2 separate regions of the Homo sapiens genome follow, and region 1 is linked to region 2. The links are chromatin loops, found by intact Hi-C in ENCODE. Cell type or tissue: Calu3. All regions are shown on one strand. Each heading gives the region's core, and the rest is flanking DNA. Links, peaks and the distances in the headings are about the cores only. Region 1 has its middle 53 kb from the start of CDON. Region 2 holds the start of VSIG10L2 (V-set and immunoglobulin domain containing 10 like 2).

Evidence for each region. A loop is a pair of places that touch in the nucleus more often than their neighbours do. Peaks named below come from ENCODE experiments on the same cell type or tissue, not always from the same donor. Only the 100,000 strongest peaks of a DNase experiment are listed, where the experiment ranks them.
Region 1: a loop joins it to region 2, with 4 times the contacts of the local background. A loop is called at or near these places in 7 of 110 quality-filtered maps.

Annotation. Positions count from the first base shown.
Region 1 is chr11:126,110,107-126,120,789 of GRCh38, reverse strand. No RefSeq gene overlaps it. Among named protein-coding and RNA genes, the nearest start is that of CDON, 53 kb to the right of the region's middle. In Calu3, for the core only: no CTCF peak of the experiment used is centred there; DNase peaks (open chromatin) are centred at 4,649, 5,459 and 7,029.
Region 2 is chr11:125,936,526-125,947,208 of GRCh38, reverse strand. It overlaps VSIG10L2 (V-set and immunoglobulin domain containing 10 like 2), which reads right to left and starts at 1,165. Exons shown (of 12, transcript NM_001365077.2): 1 at 1,072-1,165. The coding sequence starts at 1,153. It overlaps DDX25-AS1 (DDX25 antisense RNA 1), which reads left to right and starts at 8,167. Exons shown (of 4, transcript NR_199024.1): 1 at 8,167-8,523. RefSeq lists a silencer at 4,916-5,075. In Calu3, for the core only: CTCF peaks have their summits at 4,745 and 4,953 (motif pointing left); a DNase peak (open chromatin) is centred at 4,988.

The DNA.
Region 1 (10,683 bases), core at 1,461-9,460, 170 kb before region 2:
CTTCTCATCACTCAGGGTAAAATCTAAATTCTTTAACATAGCATTAAAAAATCCTTTATGCTCTGGTCCCATCTGTCAGCCGAACTTCATTTCCCCCGCCAAGCTCTCCTCTTTAAGCCATAGCAGCACTGCCATTCATTGTCCGAACTCCCAGAACACAGCAGGCTTTCCTGTGACTCGATTTTTTTCTTGTGTCTTTGCATTTGCTCCTTCTTCTACCTACACTGCTCTTTCTCCACTTGTCCACCAGAAAACCTCCTATTCAGCTTTCCAGGCTCAACTCATGCCCTGTCTCCTCCTGGAGGCCTTCCCTGATTTCTCAAGGCAAATTCGAATGCTGTTTCCCCCACCTCCCCCTTCTGCATTCTGTACCTGCCTCCACTGCTAATGAGCATACTCGGCTGTGATTGCTTATTTGAAGTAGGAGCCTCTGCCCACCCCTGGAAGCCTAGACCTGTTGAAAGCAGTGTCTACACTTTTCATCTTTGTATGTCCTATACAAAGTATAGGGCCTGGCATATAATAGGCACTCAATAAACTTTTTTTTTTTTTTTTTTTTTTTGAGACAAAGTCTTGCTCTGTTGCCCAGGCTGGAGTGCAATGGTGCAATCTCAGCTCACTGCAACCGTGCCTCCCGGATTCAAGGGATTCTCCTGCCTCAGCTGCCTCAGTAGCTGGGATTACAGGTGCATACCAGTGCACCTGGCTAATTTTTGTATTTTTAGTAGAGACAGGGTTTCACCATGTTGGCCAGGCTGGTCTTGAACTCCTGACCTCAGTTGATCCACCCACCTCGACCTCCCAAAGTGTTGAGATTATAGACATGAGCCACTGCGCCCGGCCTACATTCAAGAAACTTTTTGTCGTTGTTGTTGTTGCTGTTTTTGAAACGGAGTTTCGTTCTGTTCTCCTAGGCTGGAGTGCAGTGGCATGATCTTGGCTCACTGCAACCTTCGCCTCCTGGGTTCAAGTGATTCTCCTGTCTCAGTCTCCTGAGTAGCTGGGACTACATGCACCCACCACCATGCCTGGCTAATTTCTATATCTTTTAGGAGAGATGGGGTTTCCATGTTGGCCAGGGTACTCTCAATAAATGTTTAATTAGTAATCATGCCTAGCTTTTATGGAGCACTTTCAACGGGGCCAGGCCAAGTGCTAAAGCGTTTTAACATCCCTTACATCACCGAGTTCACACAATCACCACTACCAGATGAGGTAGGTGTCATTATCCCTGTTTTAAAGATGAGAAAACTGAGACTGACAGAGGCTAGGTAACTCTCCCAAGCTAGTAAGTGGCACAGAAGAGTCACGAACCATGTTCTTCCCCATGAGCGCCTGCTGCTATTTGCAGGCAGTTACACAGGTAGAGTTTCAGGATGGCGAGTTCTGCGTCTGCTCTAAGGAACTGCCTTGCACACAGTCTGTCACACCCCAGGCCATTTAGTGTTTCCCTGTACCTATCAACTCAGGCCTTGAGGCCTGCACTTGGCAAACAAAATGTAGGCATTCCCTCTTCAGCCAGTCTTTGGTCCCATATCAAAGTCTTTTCTTGCCAATAGGGTCCCATAGTTGCTGCCCAGACCCTTCCTAGATTTGCTGCCCGATGTCCTAGTCTCCTGGCTGTGAGTTCAGCCTCCTGCCCATGCAGACTCACAGTCAGCAGCGCTCTGTAATGCTTGATTTCCCAGCCTTGTCTAGCCAGTAGTTGGTTGCAAGCCTTTAGTTCTGAGGAGCAGCCCTGGTCCACAGCCTTGGCTCTGAGCTGACCGCTTCCCGTGTAGCCCCAGGACTGTCAGCCTGCCAGTCCCCTGCCCCTGTGCCCTCCTGGCCTTGCTCTGAGTCTCCTGGCCCTGAGTGCCGTGTCTGCTCACATGGACGGCAGCTCGGGCCAGACAGCCAGAGAAGACAGAGAGGTGAGGGGACATGTAGAAAAGGCCCATAGTGTCTCCCAGCGAGGGCTATGCGGGTCTCCAGGAGTCCGGGCGAGACTGCCTCCTCAGGGTCCTCACCCCCACACCTGCGACCTAAAAATGCACGCCTCTGTGCCTCTACAGCCACCAGCCGGCTTTATGGGCTTTCTGACTTTGTTTTATTCCCCAATATTTTGTTTTCTTTTTAAAAATATATATTTTAATAGTTTTGGGGGTACAGGTAGTTTTTGATTATGTGGATGAGTTCTTTAGTGGTGATTTCTGAGAGATTGGTGCACCCGCCACCCGAGCAGTGTACACTGTACCCAGTGTGTACTCTTTCATCCCTCACCCCCTTCCCACCCTTCCCTGCAAGTCCCCAGAGTCCCTTCTACCATTCCTATGCCTTTGTATCCCCATAGCTTAGCTCTCACTTATAAGTGAGAACATATGGCTTTGTTTTCCATCCCTGAGTTACTTCTCTTAGAATAATGATCTCCAGCTCCATCCAAGTTGATGCAAAGGCCCTTATTTTGTTCCGTTTTATGGCTGAGTAGTAGTCCATGGTGTATATATACTACATTTTCTTTTTTCTTTTTTTTTTTTCGAGACGGAGTTTTGCTCTTGTTGCCCAGGCTGGAGTGCAATGGCATGACCTCAGCTCGCTGCAAACTCCGCCTCCCGGGTTCAAGAGATTCTCTTGCCTCAGCCTCCCAAGTAGCTGGGATTACAGGCGTGTGCCACCACGACCAGCTAATTTTGTATTTTTAGTACAGATGGGGTTTCACCATGTTGGACAGGCTGGTCTTGAACTCCCGACCTCAGGTGATCGGCCCACGTCGGCCTCCCAAAGAGCTGGGATTACAGGCATGAGCCACTGTGCCTGGTCTACCACATTTGCTTAATTTGCTTGTTGGTTGACGGGCATTTAAAAGGCTCCTCTTTTTTTAGAGGTAGGATCTCACTATGTTGCCCAGGCTGGTCTCAAACTCCTGAGCTCAAGCAATCTGCCCACCTTGGCCTCCCAAAGTGCTGGGATCACAGACATGAACCACTGTGCCCAGTCCCCAGCTCCATATTTTTGCAATTGCGAATTCTTTCTGTGCTTTCTTCTTAGCCTCCGTTAGTTTCTCACTATGACAAAGTTACGGTGCAAGTAAAAGAAATATGCTCTTGCCTGACAGGATGAATATTCTGCATTTAGCTTGTATTGCTATTTTATTGAATAATTATTGTACCTGACTACAATTATTATATTAACAGTACTCTCTTGACTGACAAGATGAATTTTTTCATTCAACTTTTATTGCTATTTTAATGAACAATTATTGTACCTGACTACAATTATTATAGTAACAATATGCAGTCATTGAATAAGGCTTGGGCTTTGGAAATATACAAAGTACAGATTAATCTGAACAGTGAAACTTTTAAATGATAATGCCTCAATTTTGTAGGTCGTTTTTATTATAATGCACTTTCTCACATATTCTGCTTCAACTCCGTAAATATGTTTTTTCCAGCTTTAACAAAGGGTGGGATTTTAAATCATGCCATCTCTGTCAGTCACTGTTGAAGGCAAGGGTGCTAGTGCTGGCGTCTTTATATATGCCATCTTATTAATCTTTACAGCAATCATGAAAGAGGGGAATTTCCCCCACTTTATAGAGAGAAGAAATGAGGTAAATTGCCCAGTCCTCCACAGCTAATAAGAGAAAAGCTGAGATCTGAAACCAGATCTGCCCGAAGCTCAAGCTTTGATGCCTCTGCTGTGCCACTCTGCCGGATGCCAGGCCTGTCTTGGTCTGTAGCTGTCTCTCAAGGCAGGAATGGATGCTACCACCACCCCTGCCTCGGTGCGCCTGCATTTTCTTACGTATTAAACACAAATTCCTGGGGGTAACTTCCAGTCTCTTTGGCCTAAGTGATTTTTCCTGTATTGTTCCCCTAGATTTAATACAGGCCTCCAGGTAACTGACATTTTCATCTGACTTCTTGTTAGGGATACCTGGCACTTACTGCAGGGCTGGCAGTCTCAAGACGCCACCCTTCCCAAGGAGAGGGCAAGGATACCTCCTGGGAAGCTCCCAGGGAAGGGTAAAGGCCAGCAGGACCTTGCTGAGAAGGTCCTTCCAGGACTAAGCGGGAGGCTTTACTGCCCAATTGTCATCTCTGAATCTGCCATCTGGGTGGTGTTTTCCCCCTTAAACTATCCCGGCCCCGAAGGGACACAACTGTGAAAAGAATCCAGAGGATGGGGGGAGGGGGGGCCTCTGTGGGGAAGTGGAAAGGATTTGGGGCCCGAGTTCTGATCTGTGAGGCTCTGTGAGGCCTATCCTTGGGGTTCGGGTCACCCCCTGCTTGCGGGAGGTTTTGCTGGTTGAGCCGGTGACTGGATCATGTCGAAGGTTTTTTTACTTCTGTAATGTTCCAAGTGTCTAGAGTCTCATTCCGGTGGTCCCCTCAGGATGAGTGGCTCCTAACAGAGCACCCCCCACCCCCCCCGGGACTGGTGGGCTGCCTGAGGAAGCTCCAAGCCTGGGTCCAGGTCTCTGTGCACCTGAGGCCCCAGCTCATCCCCACACCCAGGCAAAGGGTGACAGTCTCAGGCACTACTCTGATGTAGCCTGTTTGAGGCTGGGGCCCAGTGGGAGCCGCACGTGGGACAGGGAGCAGTCCCCGGTTCCAGGAAAGAGCACGAGCAAGTGTGTCTGAGTGTGTGTAAGCGTGTGGTGTTTATTTATTCTAGGAGCGGTTGCTAAGTCAGACGTGTTTGCCAGCAGAGGGCTGCCTGAGTGCTGTGTTTGTTTACTCAGCACAGTGCAGGGAAGGGTGATCGGACAGACAAGTGCAGGCTACAGCCGTTTGGTGGGGGGCACATAGCGTGAGATGAGAATTGGTCTTGGGGGCCGTCTGGCGTGGTCCCATTCTATGGGTGCTGCTGGCTGTTGAGAGCTGCCTTCCGGGACACAGGCCCTGCCTTCTTTGATGTGCCAGCGGCTCTCTCACTGACCCTCCTCCCAAGCAGGGTGGAGCTGCTCATTACCCCACAGGGCAGTGGGCCCTCCTTCCCTTCATGGGGCTGGGGGAGGGTTCCTGGCTACGGGGTCTCGGGGGTCCCTGAGAGAAAGTGGATAAAATGTGGGCAGTGGTATGAGGAGGAGACAGTGGGTTCTCAGTCCCATTCCTACCCTGTCCAAGAGCTTGTCCACCCTTAGTTAGGCTTGGCCTTTCCAACGGGCGATCACATCTTACCAAGACTGAAGTCCACTGCCTCCTAGTCTCCTGTCCTCAGTCTTCCAGGTTATAGATTGGTTATATATTCCCTATCTTCAGGAGAGAGTGAGAGACAGAGAGAGAGAGAGAGAGAGAGAGGAGGAAGGCAAAACAGAGACCCTCCTGACTCCCTGTCCACCCTCAGCCACAGGCCAGAGGTAGGGACTGGCTGAATTTCAGGGTCAGGACTTCCCAGCTGGGTGGCCCCAGAGGCCTCTGCCTCCCTCTTCCTGCCCTAAGGCCCCAGCACCACGTCTGTAAGTCTCTGAGAGAGCCCTGGCTCCCCCGACACAGGCTGGCTGGCAGCCAGGGGTGGTGTTCTGGCTCCTGTACCAGCCAGATGGGGTGGCAGGAAGGCCCTGTTAATCCCCAGGGAGAAAGCTCCTTGGCAAACAGAAAAAAAGTGGCTGCCGGCACTATGTCCCTACCCTGGGACCATGAAACACCATACCCCGAAGTCTTTGGGGCAGATTTTGTGCCTCTGTATTCTGCCCACACCTTCCACGGCGCTTGGGCTGGAGTCCCAGCTGGGGCTATGGAGTAGGGAAGGGAGACCGGGTTCCCCCTTCTCAGGTTAAGGCTTTTCTGTAATGGACAGTTTGCCTCTGCTTCTCTCAAACACCCTAGGGAATTGTGAAGACAGGGTGCAGGCAGGCACTAGGCCCTCCTCTGGGCTCCAGCCATCTAGAGCTCTTATTTGCTCTGAACTTTCCTGATAGTGTTTGGAGAAGCAACTGGGATTGTCTGGGTCCTCCTTCTACCCCATCACTCCACCACCCACCTCTGCCCCCATCATCCCCCACCCCCACCACACACACCCAGACTTCTGCCACTGAAGCTGCCTCTTCTGCTGGTGTGGCAAATAAGTGTGGAGAGAGTGAAACCAGATACAGAGAAGGCAGCCAGCTGGGGAGGTGGTGGGTGGTGTTCTGCCGACCAGGCCTCCTGCTGTCCTCCCCCGGAGCCAGGATGGTGGAGGTCCTGGGCCCAGCCTCGGTCTGCCTTTTCCCCTGCATGCCCAGCTGGTGTGCCACCTGTGAGGGGCTGACAGCTCCTTGCTCCTCCAGTGGTCTTGTCTTGGTCCTGGGTTTGGGGAACAGGATTCCCTGAGCCAGTCCCTCCCTACACTTGGCAGTTACTGGGGAAGCTGAGCACCAAGGCTTGAGCCATTTCTTGCTTTCCCTACCTGTCTCTGTCTCACCTCCATCCACATTCCTTGCAACATGGTACCAAAGTAAGGCTTTGAACTTGGGATGAGTGGGGTGAATTTCACTCTTCCCAACAGCAAAAATGGAAGCTAATCTGGTTTCATCTCAGTTTGTAAGATCCCTAGATTCCCAAGGGAGCTGGGAAACCTCACTTGGGTCTAAAAGGTCATTTAAGGGCCGCTTCCAGACCTGGCTCATGCTCCCGATTGGTGGTGGGGGGTGGAGGGGTGCTGGCTGGGATTGTGGTCACTGAAGAGGGTCAGGAGCAAGGGTCATTGGGTAGAACGGCTCCCTTTGTCCCACTAGGCCACGAATTGGTTCTGGCATTCCCAAGGGGAATGCTCCAAGCCAAGTAAGGGCCACTGTGTCCAGGTGGACCATTCCCAAACCCATTTCTATCATGGATCATTTTCCAGAAACTTTCCAACATGGGAAATCACAACTGAAGCTGGTTGTTTAGATCGGAAAATCTGGGTGTAGTGTCATTAGAAAAACCAGAGTCTCCTCACATGAACCTTTGCCTGCAACCTCTCCCTGGCCTGCCTGCTGCTCTCTGCCTGAGTCACAACAGCATTCAACAGCTTGGACACAGAGCTTTACAATGTGCCAAGTGCTCCCACGTGCCCTGTGGCATTTACTCCGCCTAGCAGCCTGGAGAGATAAGTTAGTGTTAGCTCCACCCAGCAGAGGATGGAAGCCCTGGGAAGTCACCGGCCTCACTGAGGTTGTACAGGCAGTAGGTGGCAGGACTTGAAATCTCGCGTCCTTTCCACGGAATCTTTTCTGCCAGCAACCCAGAGAGTGCAGGGGGAATCCAAACAGTCTGGTGGGCACCAACTGTCTTGGCTGGCTTCCAGCTGGGCCTTTAGTGGTGACTTTGGCACGCCCGCCCCCCCCAACCCTCTGTCAATCTTTAGGAGCTGGGGGAATAGGGGGTGCTTTCTAGGAGGCTCTGCTCTCTTCTGAGATGTCCCCCTTACTTCCTTCCATTCTCTCAGGTGTGGGAGTCACTTTTCTGTGTGAATACCAGGCCAAACTTGTCCTTTTCTTCCTTTTCTCAGAGTCACCTGCCCCAAAGCGCCCCTGTTCCTCCCTCCCTTCTCTGCCTCTTCCCCCGGGATACCTTGCCCTTGCTTCGGGAGTGGAGGCAGTGTTGCCCCAGCAGAGGCACCGGCACTGCCAGGGTGTCCAGCTTTGCACACGGCCTCAGGCGCCCTCACGTTAGCTTTGGCTTCTTGATGGATCTTGAACTCCCTTGGGATGCTTTGTGGGCTCCTGAAGGACCTCCCAGGATGTCCCCTCTGTCCTCAGACCTGCTATGTGACCTCAAACAGGAATTCAGACTCTTCTTGGCCTTCGCGTTCCAGAGCAGAAGGATATGGGTGCCCAAATCCAGACTCGGAGAGGCAGGAGTGAGGTGAGAGGCACAAAATACACCTTTTTTTTCCTGAGCAAAAATCTGCCTCAGGTCCACTCGTTTCCCAAGGGCAGCCGTGCCTTTCACCCGACAACCCGAGGACCCGCAGCCCCAGCCTCTCGGGGAAGGTGAATGTGCAAAAGCCAAGTTTATCCTGAGTAATGCAACGAATACACTGGAGGGGGTGGGGCCGCGGAAGGTTTTATCCAGAACACATGTTATTGCCACTATTCTAGTTATCTTGGATATTTCCTGCATGTTTGTCACCATGGCAACTGACAGCATGAAGCCTGTTTGCTGGGCCCTGGGGTCTGGCGCGGCAGCCATGTGGTGTCAATTTGGCCCTCTCTGCTTCCCCCAGCTCCTGTCTCTCTGTCATGCTGCTTTTGGTCTCCGCCTCTGTCTCCCCGCCGCCTGTCTCTGGGCTTCTCTGTTTTCTTCTTCCAGGAAATAGCTGCCCCTGCATCCCTCGGTGACATAGGTATAGACAGTGTCCAGCTACTGCCACCCTAAGCCTCCCCTTAGTCCACACAGACAGTCTGTGACTAAGGGTGTTCCAGAATGGATGGGAAACTTGTGTGGCAGGGGATAGGCAAGAGATTGGCCTTCAGTGGAGAAAGGGCTCAGCCCGGCTCTGGGCTCATGGTTCAAAATGAGCCCATGCTACCTACTGCTAGGCTGGGGGCTAAAGATCCCTTGAGAAGGTGGGTTTGGGAGACACCAGTGAGGAGAGATGTGGGCTTCTCATCCTGATGTTTCCTGTGTGTGGGAGTGAGGGGTCTCCATCACTCAGATCCTTCCTTCCCTAGGCTTTTGGAGAAGACATAGGTAGAATGGCAGAGAGGGGTCTCAAATTCACAGAAGAGAAGCCAAGGAGAGAGGAGCTTGACAGCTAAGGGGCAGTGAGGTCTCTCGGCATTATGGGCTGCCTGGGGACCTCAAATCCCCAGTCCTTTCTCCCAGGTCTCTGGGATGTGGCAAGGACAGGGTGTGGCAAAGACATGGCCAATGGCAGTGTCCCTCCATGGGGACACCAGGCAACAGGGAGGGTGTTGACAATAATAGCCTGCGAGGGAGCTGTGCCAGCAGCTTGGAAAAAGCACCGCGAGCAGACAGGCGACTCCATGGGAGATGAGGGCATCTTCTGGCCCCTCTCTCCACCCCCAGGTCTGGCTTCCCTTCATTCTGGGAAGCCCAGGACTGGGCAGTTGCCAGCCACTCTGCTTCAAGTTTTCTGCATCCACACTGCAGAGGCCTTCCCAGGCCACCTTCCCAACCTCTACATCTGTCATGTGCTGTTTCTTATCATGCCCAATCCCCAGTCCCCACGCAAGGTAGGCCTGGAAATTGTCATGCAGCCAGAGCCCCAGGCAGGGCTGGCACCCACTGCGGGACTGCTTGGAGGAGAGAGGAGGGGCTAGGGAGGTGGAGTAGGGTCCAGAACCTGCCCTGGCCACAGCTCCTGCAGGCTCAGCTCCAAGGCATGAGGGAGTCTGGAGTGAGACAGGAGAGCTGGGGCGAGGCAGCCATCATGCTGGGCCCTGAGAGGACCGGCCCCGGGGCCAGCAGCCCAGAGGGTGCTGCAAATCAGCCTTCTTTTGGGTCAGCATCATTCCAAGGAGGTCCAATTCTCTGGATGGGACAGGGCATTGGGAAAAGTCAAAGGGCAGCCGCAGTGTGGCTCTGGGGCTCAGTCCCTTGCGTGCAGGGACCCTGTGGGTTCTGGGAGCCACAAGGGCCAAGGGAAGGGACTGCCAAGAATTGGGTGGTGTGGTGGGGCTCGAGTCGTATTGGAAATGCTGGAGTCTGAATGTTTGTGTCTCTCCAGAATTCATGTGTTGAAACAAAATCCCCAGTGTGATGGTATTGGGAGGTGGGGTCCCTGGGAGGTGATTAGGTCATGGAGGCAGAGCCCCTGGGAATGGGGTTAGTGCACTTATGAAACAGGCCCCAGAGAGCTGCCCTGCCTCCCTTACCATGTGAGGATATAGCAAGAGGCCACCATCTATGAACCGGGAAATGGGCCCTCACTAGACACTGAGTCCCTTTCACAGGAGGCTACACAAGCCTGACTGAGCGGGGCTCCATTGGGCTGATGAGGGAAAGGAAGCTCTCCCTCCCAAAGCTCTGGAAGATACTGAAACCCAGGCAAAGAGACAACCCAAGGCTGCTGTGTTGTAGAGGAGAGTCACCAAGGACCCCGGGACCCAGAGTGTGGAGGGCATAGATGCAGGACGCAGGTAGCAAGAGCCAGTGTGCAGCCTTGGATGGTGCCAGAGAGGCCTGTGCATTGGACAGATAGCTGAGAGGGGCAGCAAGCGTTCTGGGCAGGCGTCAGGCAGGCTTTGCTCAGGGAGGCTGGCTTTGACCTACTTGTGCCTGTGGAGCTGGGCATGGAGCTGCCAGTGGGCCAGACTGGGAGAGACATGCCAGGTCACCCCAGCCTCAGGGACAGTCCCTCTTTCCAGTGCCAAGGGTCCAGCCAGAGTCTCCAGCTTTACTCAGAGTCTAAGGCAGTAGACGTTAGTCCTCACACTGCTCTGTTACCCAGAATGAGTCAATGACCTTCTATGGGCCTCTGTTTTCTGTTTGACTAATGAGGCTGGGGCGAGAAAGAACTGAGTTGCAGAGGAGGGAGTGGGTGCCCCTAGAGAAGGAGGTGGGCCTTGGAGGCTGAGAAGGGCAGTGAGGTTTGAGACGGCTGCAGAGGGCTCCAGAGACAGGCCTCCAGCTCACACCTCGAGGGCGAAGAGATTCTTCTGGAGTGGAGAGGAAGAGCCTCTGCACCCATCCCCATCCTCCCAGTCCTCCCCACGGAGACCACAACTCAAGACCCAGCTGTCCCCTCCCAGTGACTCAGGCTTTGGCTGCC
Region 2 (10,683 bases), core at 468-8,467:
TAAGGATTCCAGGAGGATCCCAGGGCTCCCTCCCACCCTGTTCCAGTTGATTGCAGCAAGGGAAAGAGGACACCGCCCGCATCAGCCCATCCAGCATTCGTTCAACTAAGCATAGAGTGCCGGGGTCACAAGGACAAATGAGCCCCCCACCCCTGCTCTCATGGAGTTCCCAGTCTATCAGGGACCAGCCATTAAGTAGTTCCTGTGGAGTAAGTCACTTAACAGGTGTTCTCGGCTCAGGGCCCAGCCCTCAACCCCAGCCTAAGCCCAAGTACCATGTTCCCCGCTGTCCCCTCACATGTGGCCAGGGTGGGCCTCATGCCATGAAGTGCTGAGGACCTCAGCAAATTTGCATGAAAGTAAGTCTCTGGGGCCGGGCTCAGTGGCTCAGGCCTGTAATCCCAGCACTCTGGGAGGCTGAGGCGGGCAGATCACCTGAGGTCAGGAGTTTGAGACCAGCCTGGCCAACATGGCAAAACCCTGGCTCTACTAAAAATACAAAAATTAGCTGGGCATGGTGGCACACACCTGTAATCCCAGCTACTTGGTAGGCTGAGGCTGGAGAATCACTTGAACCCAGGAGGCAGAGGTTGCAGTGAGCCGAGATCACACCACTGCACTCCAGCCTGGGTGACAGCAAGACTCCATCTCAAAAAAAAAAAAAGAATAAAAATATGTAACCCAGAAACCAATTTCTTCCAACCCCATGGACATTGCTTTGGCCCAAGATGCCAGCATCTCTCACCTGGATTATGGCAATGATCTCCTGATTGCCCTAATCCCCCTCAAAACCAGGGAGCTTTCTGAAACCTGGATCTGACCATACCACTCCTAGGCTTACCACCTCACAGTGGCTCTCAGGATGACTCCAGCTTCTCAAGGTTAAGCAGAGTGCTCTCACCTACGTGGCACATAGTAGTCGCTCAGTGAACGCTAGTTAAATGTCTAGCCGATGAATGACTGAACGGACTTCATGGAATGGAGTGCAAAAGGAGGATCCCCCAGGAAGTGGCAGGAATAATGGGATGGGAGTGGGAAATGAACCCCCTGGGGGGTCTGAGTATCACTCACCTGAGGCCCTCAGGTGCAGAAGGCAGAGGTGTATCAGCAGCAGGAGGCTGACTGGGCTGTGCTGGGCCCTCTGACCCACCATGGCCCCATCTCCCTGATGGCCACCCACCTGAGGCTCCTGCCTGACCTGTGGGCCCCTTCTACCCAGAGCAGAGCCCAGCCCTGGGAGGATGGTGGTCTGGCTCAGGTTGCCAACTTTAGCCCTGCCCATGCCTCCACCCCTGCTCTCCTGTTACCCTCAGTGCCTCGATGACTCGTTAATTATTTACCAGATGATTCACCCCATCCATAATGCAGAATTGGGGAGGGTAGGACGTGGCTGGGGCAGACCCAGGGGAGAGGACCACGAGCTCCCTGCATTTTCGCTCAAAGGATATTGTAAAATTAGAATCACTGGACAGAGTTGAGAAAGGCCCCCAAACTCTTCTGGTCCAATTACCTGCCCAACACAGGACTCCCGACCACAGGGACCTTGAGGTTCAAACAACCTTTAGGTGGAGTGGCGGGAGGAGCTGTGGAGTCAGACAGCTGGGGTTGGTGATAATCTGAAAAGCGAGGACGTTTCCGAGCCTCCCTGGGCCCTAGCTTCCTCACAGATAAGTGGGATAATAACACCTTCTTTGTTGTAAAGAGTATATTGTGAATATCAAATGACAAGACTTAAATTAGCACACGGGGGTGCTTTTTGGGTGCTGAAATGTGCTGTTCCTTGAGTCGAGTGAGGGTTACAGTTCCTCAAGCTGTACGTTTATTTTTTATGTACTTTACAAATCTTTGATATAATTCATGCACACATATGTGTTTGATATCATTCATTCATTCATTCATGCCTGTCCACACATGCGCTCATGCACACACACGGATGAACAGTGCCCAGCATGCAGTAGGTGCACCATTCATGCTCCTAGCTAGATTTGAACTATCAAGTCTGGATCCCGGAGCTGGGCTGGAGCCCAGCATTCCTGCTGTCCAGGGCTCTCTGAATTCTCTGTCTCTCTAGCTCTTGGAGCATATCCTGTTGTCTAGCTGTCTCTGAATGACAGCCCGAGAGGGGGTCAGATTTTTCCATCCTCTGGTGGCAGGGTTAGACGGAGGATGAGATTCCTGAACCCCAGTGAGAAGGGGGATCTGATGTCCGGTTTCAGGTTCTCCAAGGCTCAGCCAAGACAGGAGCTGTCAGAGTTGAATTCCAGGTGGCTCCTCCAGGGCCCAAGATGTCACTGTGGCACTCTGGCTTCTCACTTGCCTGGGACAGTGGCTGCATGAAGAGGCTGTATGGACAGACCCCTATCCCACCCTCACTCGATCCACGGCCAAGCCCTTCCATGCCTTCCTCAGGGTCTCGAGTTCCCTTTCCCTCCTAACTCAGCTATGGAGCAGAATGGCAGGTGGTCCCTGAGAGTCAGGTTTGACTGCCCCTGGTGACCAGTGCATACGGGCCACTCATTTGATTCCCCCACTCCCCAGACTGGGAATCTCCTCCGATCTCCCTTAGAGGTTCCTATGGAAATAAAGTGTGGGGATCCGGCAGCACTCTCCACCTCAGGGTGGCCGGCCCCTGTCTCTGGAGAGAACGGGAGAATTCTAGCCATGTGAATCAGGGGAGCTTTAAAGGATCCTCTGGCAGTGGCAAGAGCTTGTGCTGATGCAGAGTTAGTCTACGCTGCTTGCGTTATCAGCCCCCCAGCCTTTTCTCAGCTGGGGCATCAGGAACACGGAAGTCAGGTGGGGCTCCTCAACCTGCTCTTTCCCCTTAGGAAGGGGACCCTCGAAGGGAGAGTCAGGGAGAGAGGGTATATTAGTCAGGGGTCTCCAGAGAAAGAGAACGAAGAGGTTGTATGTATATACAGAAAGGGATTTATCATAAGGAATCGGGTCATGTGATTATGGAGGCTGACAAATCTCAAGATCTGCTGTCCACAGGCTTGAGATCCAGGGAGAGCTGAGGTTTCAGTTTGAGTCTGAAGGCAGGAAAAGACCGCAGTTCCAGTTCAGGCAGTCAGGCAGGCGGAGTTCCATCTTACTCAGCCTTTTTGTTCTGTTCGGGCCGTCACCTGATTGGATGAGGCCCACCCATGTTGGGGAGGGCAATGTTCTTTACTGATTCTATCAATTCAAATGTTCATCTCACCCCAGAACACCCTCCCGAAACACCCAGAGTGATGTTTGAAATATCTGGGTACCCCATGACCTAGCCAAGTTGACACATAAAACAGACCATCACAGAGGTGAAGCCTACCCCCATCCTGTGTCCTGGCTCTGCCAGAACAGGAACCCCATGGCAGAGCCACAGCCCCTGTCTGGAAGAGAAGAGATGTGTCTGGAATGGGAGAACAGGCCCAGGGCTCCTGTCCCTGCTGCCTCGGGAGGTGAGGAGCTGGGAGAGACAAGGTGAGCTGGTTCCTTGCTTTGAGAGACAAGAAAGCGCAGTAATGAGAACACACATTTATCTCTTTATTACTGTGTGACCTCAGCATCTTACAGAACTTCTCTAAGCTTCAATTTCTTCCTTTAATGGTTTTCCTGTGAGGAACACATGAGATTATGCATGTATAGCTCCTGCCTCTTAAACTTACTTATACCTCTTAACCAAAGAACGTAAACAATGAATTGAACAAATGTTTCTTGAGCGTCTAAGTTTAAGGCACAGGGATGGGGTCAGATTTTTCCATCCTCTGGTGGCAGGGTTGGAGGCCTGACAAGAGATCCTCTCTTTCCCTCCTTCCCCCCTTCCCAAGGAGCTTCATCCAAGCTGAGGTCACCTGGAGCTGTGCTCTGCACTGTGCAAGCTCAGCAGCCGGGCCCTGGGGCAGGTAAAGCTGTGGATTCCCAGGTTCTGGTGCCTGCTTCTCATCGTCCCCTCCTGCTCAGGGCCTGTGCTCTCCACCCTCACTGCGTGGCCTCCATCCCCAGCCTGCCTGGGCCCCCAGGGCTCACATCAGCCTGGAGGGAAGGACAGGCAACTGTGTGGACTAAGGGGCAACCTGGAGTCCCTGGAGTGGCCTCGTAGCTGAACTCAGAAATGAGGGGCTTATAAGGAGGGACTCAGGACCTAGACTCCAGTAGTTTGAGGTGAAATTCTGGAGGACCAGGCTGAGGTTCCAAAAGGGCTGGTGGGACCCTCCTTTGCACGCAGGAAGCCCCTCTGCCACCTCCTCGAAAGAAGGCCCTGCAGCTCCTCCCGGGGGAACGTCAGATGGGCGCTGCATGAACTTGGGTGAGCAACCCGCTCCGTCTCCATCTTGTGGCCTCATCTGTGAAATGAAAATAATAATAACTCCCTCTTCAAGTTATTGGACAAATGACATACAACCACCAGTATTAAACCCCTCACAAGCACCCAGCATGGCACGCAGATACATTGAATCAATGTTAGCTCTCGCCCTCCTTCTCTTTAAGTTGAATGAAAATCTGCTTCCCTGACACTTCTATCCTTGGGGAATTCTTTCATGGAAGTTTTGTAAAATTACTCAAACCCCACTCACTTCCAGATGAAAGTCATTCACTATTTGAAACTGCGTGTGCTGCTCTTCTCTTCTCCACCTAAATAAATAATACTAGTCACCATTTGTTGTACACTTACATACACCAGGCGTGGGTTAGGGGTTCCCAACAGCCCCATGAGAAAGCATTGCTATTCATATTTTATGAATGGGCTCAAATGCTCCCCTATTTTCTCCCCATGGCTTGATTTCCTGTGCCCCAGGTTGCTCCCCGTCTTTGGACATTCTCTGGTTCGTCCCCGTCCACTCTGAGACTGTGGCTCACTCAGTCTGGCCAGGGGCCTGTGGAACTGCTAAATCCCTTCTCTTCTGATAAAAATGCTCAAAGTCTTGCTCAGTTATTTACTGAGTTTCACGGATCCCCCTCAGCTAACGTTTATCCTGTATCAGGGCATGTTGGCTACACTGCCCCCTTGAGGCCTCCCCTGGCTCCTGAGGATGGCTGGGCACACCTGGCTCTCCTGAGAGGAAGCGGCGGCTCCCTGAGTCTCCCTGTGTCTTTGGACGAGGCAGTGGTGCGGCTGGAACAAGCGCCAGGTGCCTGCAGCTGCCTCCTCTCCAGGACCCTCCGCTGTGCATGGGCAGCAGCTACACCAGACCGTGGGTACTTGGTAAACTCAGGGACAGATGACGCTTGTCTCGCACCACATCCCTGTGCCTCTGAGCCAACCTACAGGCCCCTCCTTTTGTGCTGTGGGTTTTAACCCAGCTCTCCTGCCTTGTGACCATTTTGAATCCTGATTCTGAAATCATAGGGCTTTGGAGCAGCAGCATGTGAAAGGACAGGGACAGCTGGGCTGAGGAGGGGAGCAGATGCTCCTGGAGGAAATGGCTTCTCCATGTGTGCTGTTGGGCCAGCCCGGCCCTCCGGGACCCCAGCAGGAGACCAGCCGAGGGCTGCAGAGGAAATGGGTTAGAGGCTCCACAGGCAACGTGTCCCCGGCTGTGTTCATGGCTAAGGAAAGGAAGGAGGACAACAGGGACAGAGGACAGGCAGGGGCCACTGCCTAGTCACTTTGTAAACTGATCCTTAGAGACTAGAGAGGAAATGAAGGAGGCCCTGGATGGAAGGGTTGGGAACAGGAGGTGAACAGATCAGGAGAGGAAGGAAGGGGAGGCAGACGCAGGCCAAGGCTGAGGCAGTGACAGTGCTGGGAGAGCACCTGTTGGGGCCGCAGGGAAGGAGGCCTAGTTTCTGGCGCCAGCTTCACCTGGGAGCTGACCCTCCTTCCATCTGCTTTCCATTCCCGGAGCCCTTTCTCAACCAGCCCTACCTGGGCATGTGGAGCAAAACACTCATGGCTTCTGTTTCCTGATTGGTTAAAAATGTGATTGCAATGCTCACCCTGACACTGCTCAGAGCTGTTGTAAGAGCGGGATGGTGGATTAGTAAGAGCGTATAAGCTGCTGTGCAGAGATGTGAAGAAAGAGGAGAGCTGGAATCACATCAGGGTTCAGATCTTGGTTCTGTTCCCACTACCTGAGTGACGATGAACAAGTTACTCACCCACTTCAAGTCTTAGTTTTTCCTCTGTGAAATGGGACTAATTGTTTATTAGATAATATTAGAAGCCAGGCACGGTGGCTCTCGCCTGTAATCCCAGCACTTTGGGAGGCCGAGGCGGGCAGATCACTTGAGGTCAGGAGTTTGAGACCAGCCTGGCCAGTATGGTGAAACCCTCTCTCTACTAAAAATACAAAACTTAGTCGGGTGTGGTGGCGTGTTCCTGTAGTCCCAGCTACTCAGGAGGCTGAGCCACGAGAATCACTTGTACCTGGATGGTGGGGGTTGTAGTGAGCCGAGACCACGCCACTATACTCCAGCCTGGGCAACAGAGAAAGACTCAGTCTCAAAAAAAAAAAAAAGTTAGAAAATTAATTTTGTTATATGTGAGAATAGTTTTTTGATGATGTAAGACAATGTTTCTGTTTTTTAATGAATACTAAAACACTCAGCAATGAGATGTCCCGATGTCTTTAGCTTACCTTAAACTACTACGCAAAAACAGACCAGAAGCTGCTTTCACCAGGCCTCTAGCCCTGCATTGCCATGGGGATTCTTGCAGGGAAGAAGCTGTACATTAACATCTTCCTAATTTTGTAAAAGTTGTGTGAGGTATGCCGGGTGGTGGAAGGGGTGAGATGGAGAAAGGAGAGTGCCTTTGGGGGCAGTTAGAGCAGAGAGGAAGAGATTTCCCTGAGTTTGGGGACAGTTCAGAGGTCACTAGGTACCTGGGAGAAGAAGAGTCTGGAGACAGCAGGCCAGGACCCCAGAGCGTACAGGACTGGAGAGCTATTGCTGACTGCACAGGCCCACAGAAAGCTTGGACAACGAGCAGGCCAACAACCACCACGATGGACCAGCAGTTAGAGGCCTTCCCTTGGTTTCATCCCTCCTAAGTTTCTTAGTCAATTTGTGTGGCTATACTAGAATACCTGAGACTGGGTAATTTATAAAGAACAGAAATTTATTTTCTTACAGTTCTGGAGACTGGGAAGTCCAAGACCGGGGCTCCAGCAGGTCCGGTGTCTGGTGAGAGCTGTTGTCTTCCAAGATGGCGCCTTGTCACTGCATCTTCCAGAGGAGACGAAGGCCATGTCCCCACATAGTGGAAGGCAGAAGGGCAAAAAGGGATAAACTCCCTTTGTCAAGCCCTTTTATAAGGGCAGCTACTCCCATTCACAGGGGAGGAGCCCTCGTGGCCCAACCACCTCTTGGAGACCCCATCTCTTAATACTACCACACTGGCAACACCTGAATTTTGGGGACACATTTAAACCATAGCAATAAGCCCCCGGGTTCTGGTGGGACGCTGGAAAAAGGCAGGAGCCCCAGGAATGAACTCAACTCTACTTGATTTTAGTGAAATAGAGAAATGGATATTTTTGTGCACCTAAGTTTATAGAGTAAGAGTCACACCTACTGCACCACTACGATTATTATTATTAGCGTTGCTGTTGTTGCTGTTTCCCGGGCTGTGACACTAGGCCTCAGTGCATTTGAGTGCTGTCTGATATGAGCAAAGTGCTCAGGACAGCTGCAGTTCCTTCCCCCAGGAAAGACTCCTAGCCCTTCAGTTCCCAGGTTCTTCCTGGGTTCTGCCCCATCTGGCAACAGTGCTGCTACCAGGCCGGGAATGACAATATAGGGACAGTTCTCTGTAGTTGAGGGTCTGGTTGGAGGTCCCTGGTAGGAGTCTGTCTGGACCCAGCACAGGGGATGCCCACCAGGCCAGCCCTAGCCTTCAAGGGTGGGCCAGACTTTTGAGGTCTGTTGGGGAAGCCAGGGCCCAGGGAAACTTCTAGCTGCTCTCTCCATCTTCAGGCTTGTCACCTCCTCTCTATCCCCTCCCAGTGCCCTCCACCCAACCTGGCTAGATTCTCCAAGTTCCCTGGCTGAGGAGCAGGAAGGAGTGGGGAGTTTCCATAATGTCTCTGTAGAGCTCCAGGGTGAGGCTTGGCAACTGGAAATTGTCAGTCGTCTCCTTGGCGACCAGCAGCCAAATAATTCTGGGAATGGAGGAGGGAAGGGAGCTCTCAGCAGGGCGGCCAAGAGAGGCAGCCCTCACTTCCCAGAAAACTTCAATTCCTCATTACCTGTGTCAGCTGGGGTTCAATCAGGAGACAGAAACCACACCAGTTAGTTTGAAAAGAGAATTCAGCATAAGGAACTGATAATGAGGTATGAAGTTGTTAATTAGGTAAGGAGAGGGTAAGGAGAGAGAAGAGTAAGCTTTCATGGGGGTTGCACCTGCAGGAGCAGCTACCACTCCAGGGCTGGAGAACCCTAAGGAAGAGTTTTGAAGGAGGGTTCCAGAGCCTGTGACCCAGACATCTGAGGAGGGGGCTCAACTCAGCGGGAGCTGGGGTCTCCGGGTGTGAAGAAAGGACTCCTGCACCCAGACCTCTGCGGAAGGGGCACCTGCCAGCTGGTGCTGGGGTCTCTCAGGTAGGGATGCAGGGCTGGGGTGGGGTGGATGATGGAGCTGCAAGTGTTGGGAACACTGCAAACTGGATCAGGTGCTGCTCCAGGAGGGGCCTGCTGTTCCTGGGGTGAAGATGTGTTGCTGGGGTGCCCTCACAGGGAACACACAGATGCAAACAGGAAGGAGCCTGTCCACACTTCCTGTCCCGCCTGCAGCCTCCCTCTAGTGACTGGCAAAACAGAAATGGAGTTGGTAGGGTCCAAGCCCAACATCGCAAAACTGGCTGCAGAAGATACAGGTCCAGAGCTGAGAAATAAGAACCTTGTTACCCCATTGCTGGAAGTTCTGGTCTTCCAGCTTTGTCGTTAGTGGTAAGAGCAATGCTGAATGCGTAGTGGGTGCTCACCTAATGTTGTTGTCTGGCCACTGCCTCAGCTGATTCCTGAAAAGGCACATGGACAGGTAAGGGACAGGCCCATCCCTCCCCTTCTTGGCTTTATTCTGGCCTGTTTTGAAGTTACTGACATTCACAGGCTCTGATAGCTGGAAGGAATTTTTTAATGGTAATGATGAAAACAACAGCAGCAAAGAAATATTACAAGTGGCCTAAGGAAAACTATAAAGTTACTGGGATCAAATCGTACATTAAAAGTACAGGACAAGATAAATAGCCCCATAGGGCAGAAATAGAACAAAGTTCAGAAATTTATCCCCGTGCGTATGGATTATAGGGTACAATAAAGGTGGTATTTCAAACCAGTGGATTCAAACTATGGTTTCTTTAATAAATTGTATAGGCACAGTTGACTCTATGTCTGAATGAAAAAAAAAGGTTACGACCTCTACCTCATTAAGTTATTAAAACAAAATTTCAGATCCGAAAGATTTAAATATAACATTTAAAACAGTTTCATGAGGAAAAATATTAGAATATATGATCTAGAGTTTGAAGAGATTTTTCTAAATAAAGTAGAAAATTCAGAAGCTACAGATGAAAAGAGAGACATAAGAAGCTTAAATTTTAGAAAGATAAAATATACCGCTGGGATCATGAGGTCAGGAGTTTGAGACCAGCCTGGCCAACATAGTGAAACCCCATCTCTACTAAAAATACAAAAATTAGCCAGGCATGGTGCCACGTGCCTGTAGTCACGGCTACTCAGGAGGCTGAGGCAGGAGAATTGCTTGAACCCAGGAGGTGGATGTTGCAGTGAGCCAAGATTTCGCCACTGCACTCCAGCCTGGCCAACAGAGCGAGACTTCGTCTCACAAAAAAAAAAAAAAAAAAAAAAAAAAAAAAGATACCGCTGAGTGCAGTGGCTCACACCTGTAATCCCAGCACTTTGGGAGACCAAGGTGAGCAGATCGCTTGAGCTCAGGAGTTCCAGACCAGCCTGGGGAACATGGCGAAACCCCGTCTCTACAAAAAATTCAAAAATTAGCCGGGTATGGTGGCGCATGCCTGTAGTCCCAGCTACTCGGGAGGCTGAGGTAGGAGGATGGCTTGAACCCAGGAGATCAAGGCTGCAGTGAGCTATGATCGCACCACTGCACTCTAGCCTGGGCAACAGAGTGAGATTTTGTCTCAAAAGACAAAAGACAAAAAAAAAAAAAAAAGAAAACAGAAAGATAGAAGATACTATATGTAAAGTCAAAAGACAAACTATAGACTGGAGAAAATATTTCAATATGTACCACCAATAACGAGTTAATATCTGGTACACAAAGATCCTGTCTGTCAATAAGAAAGAGAAATAACCTAGTAGAAAAATAGGCAAAAGATAGAAATAGGTGATTCATGGAAGAGAAAATCCAAATGGATAATACATTTATGGAAAGATGCTGAACCTCACTAATAGTCAAGGAAATGCAAATTTTAGAGATGGGATACTGCTTTTCACTTATCAGAATAGCAAAACTTAATAAGAATGATCATACCTAGGGCTGGAGAAGATGAGGGAGAAACCACTCTTAATCACAGCTGGTGGATATGTGAATTACCCCAGACTTTTGAGAAAGGGACCTGGTAAAATATATGAAAACTAAAAATATACATCTCTTTGAGCTATGTAATTTTTGGAAATTATGCTATGGGGGATAAAAAGCAAGCTTTAATATTTGAGGATATGCATACAAAAATATAGCATTTTTTTGTAGTGGCAAAACCATTAGTATTGATTGAA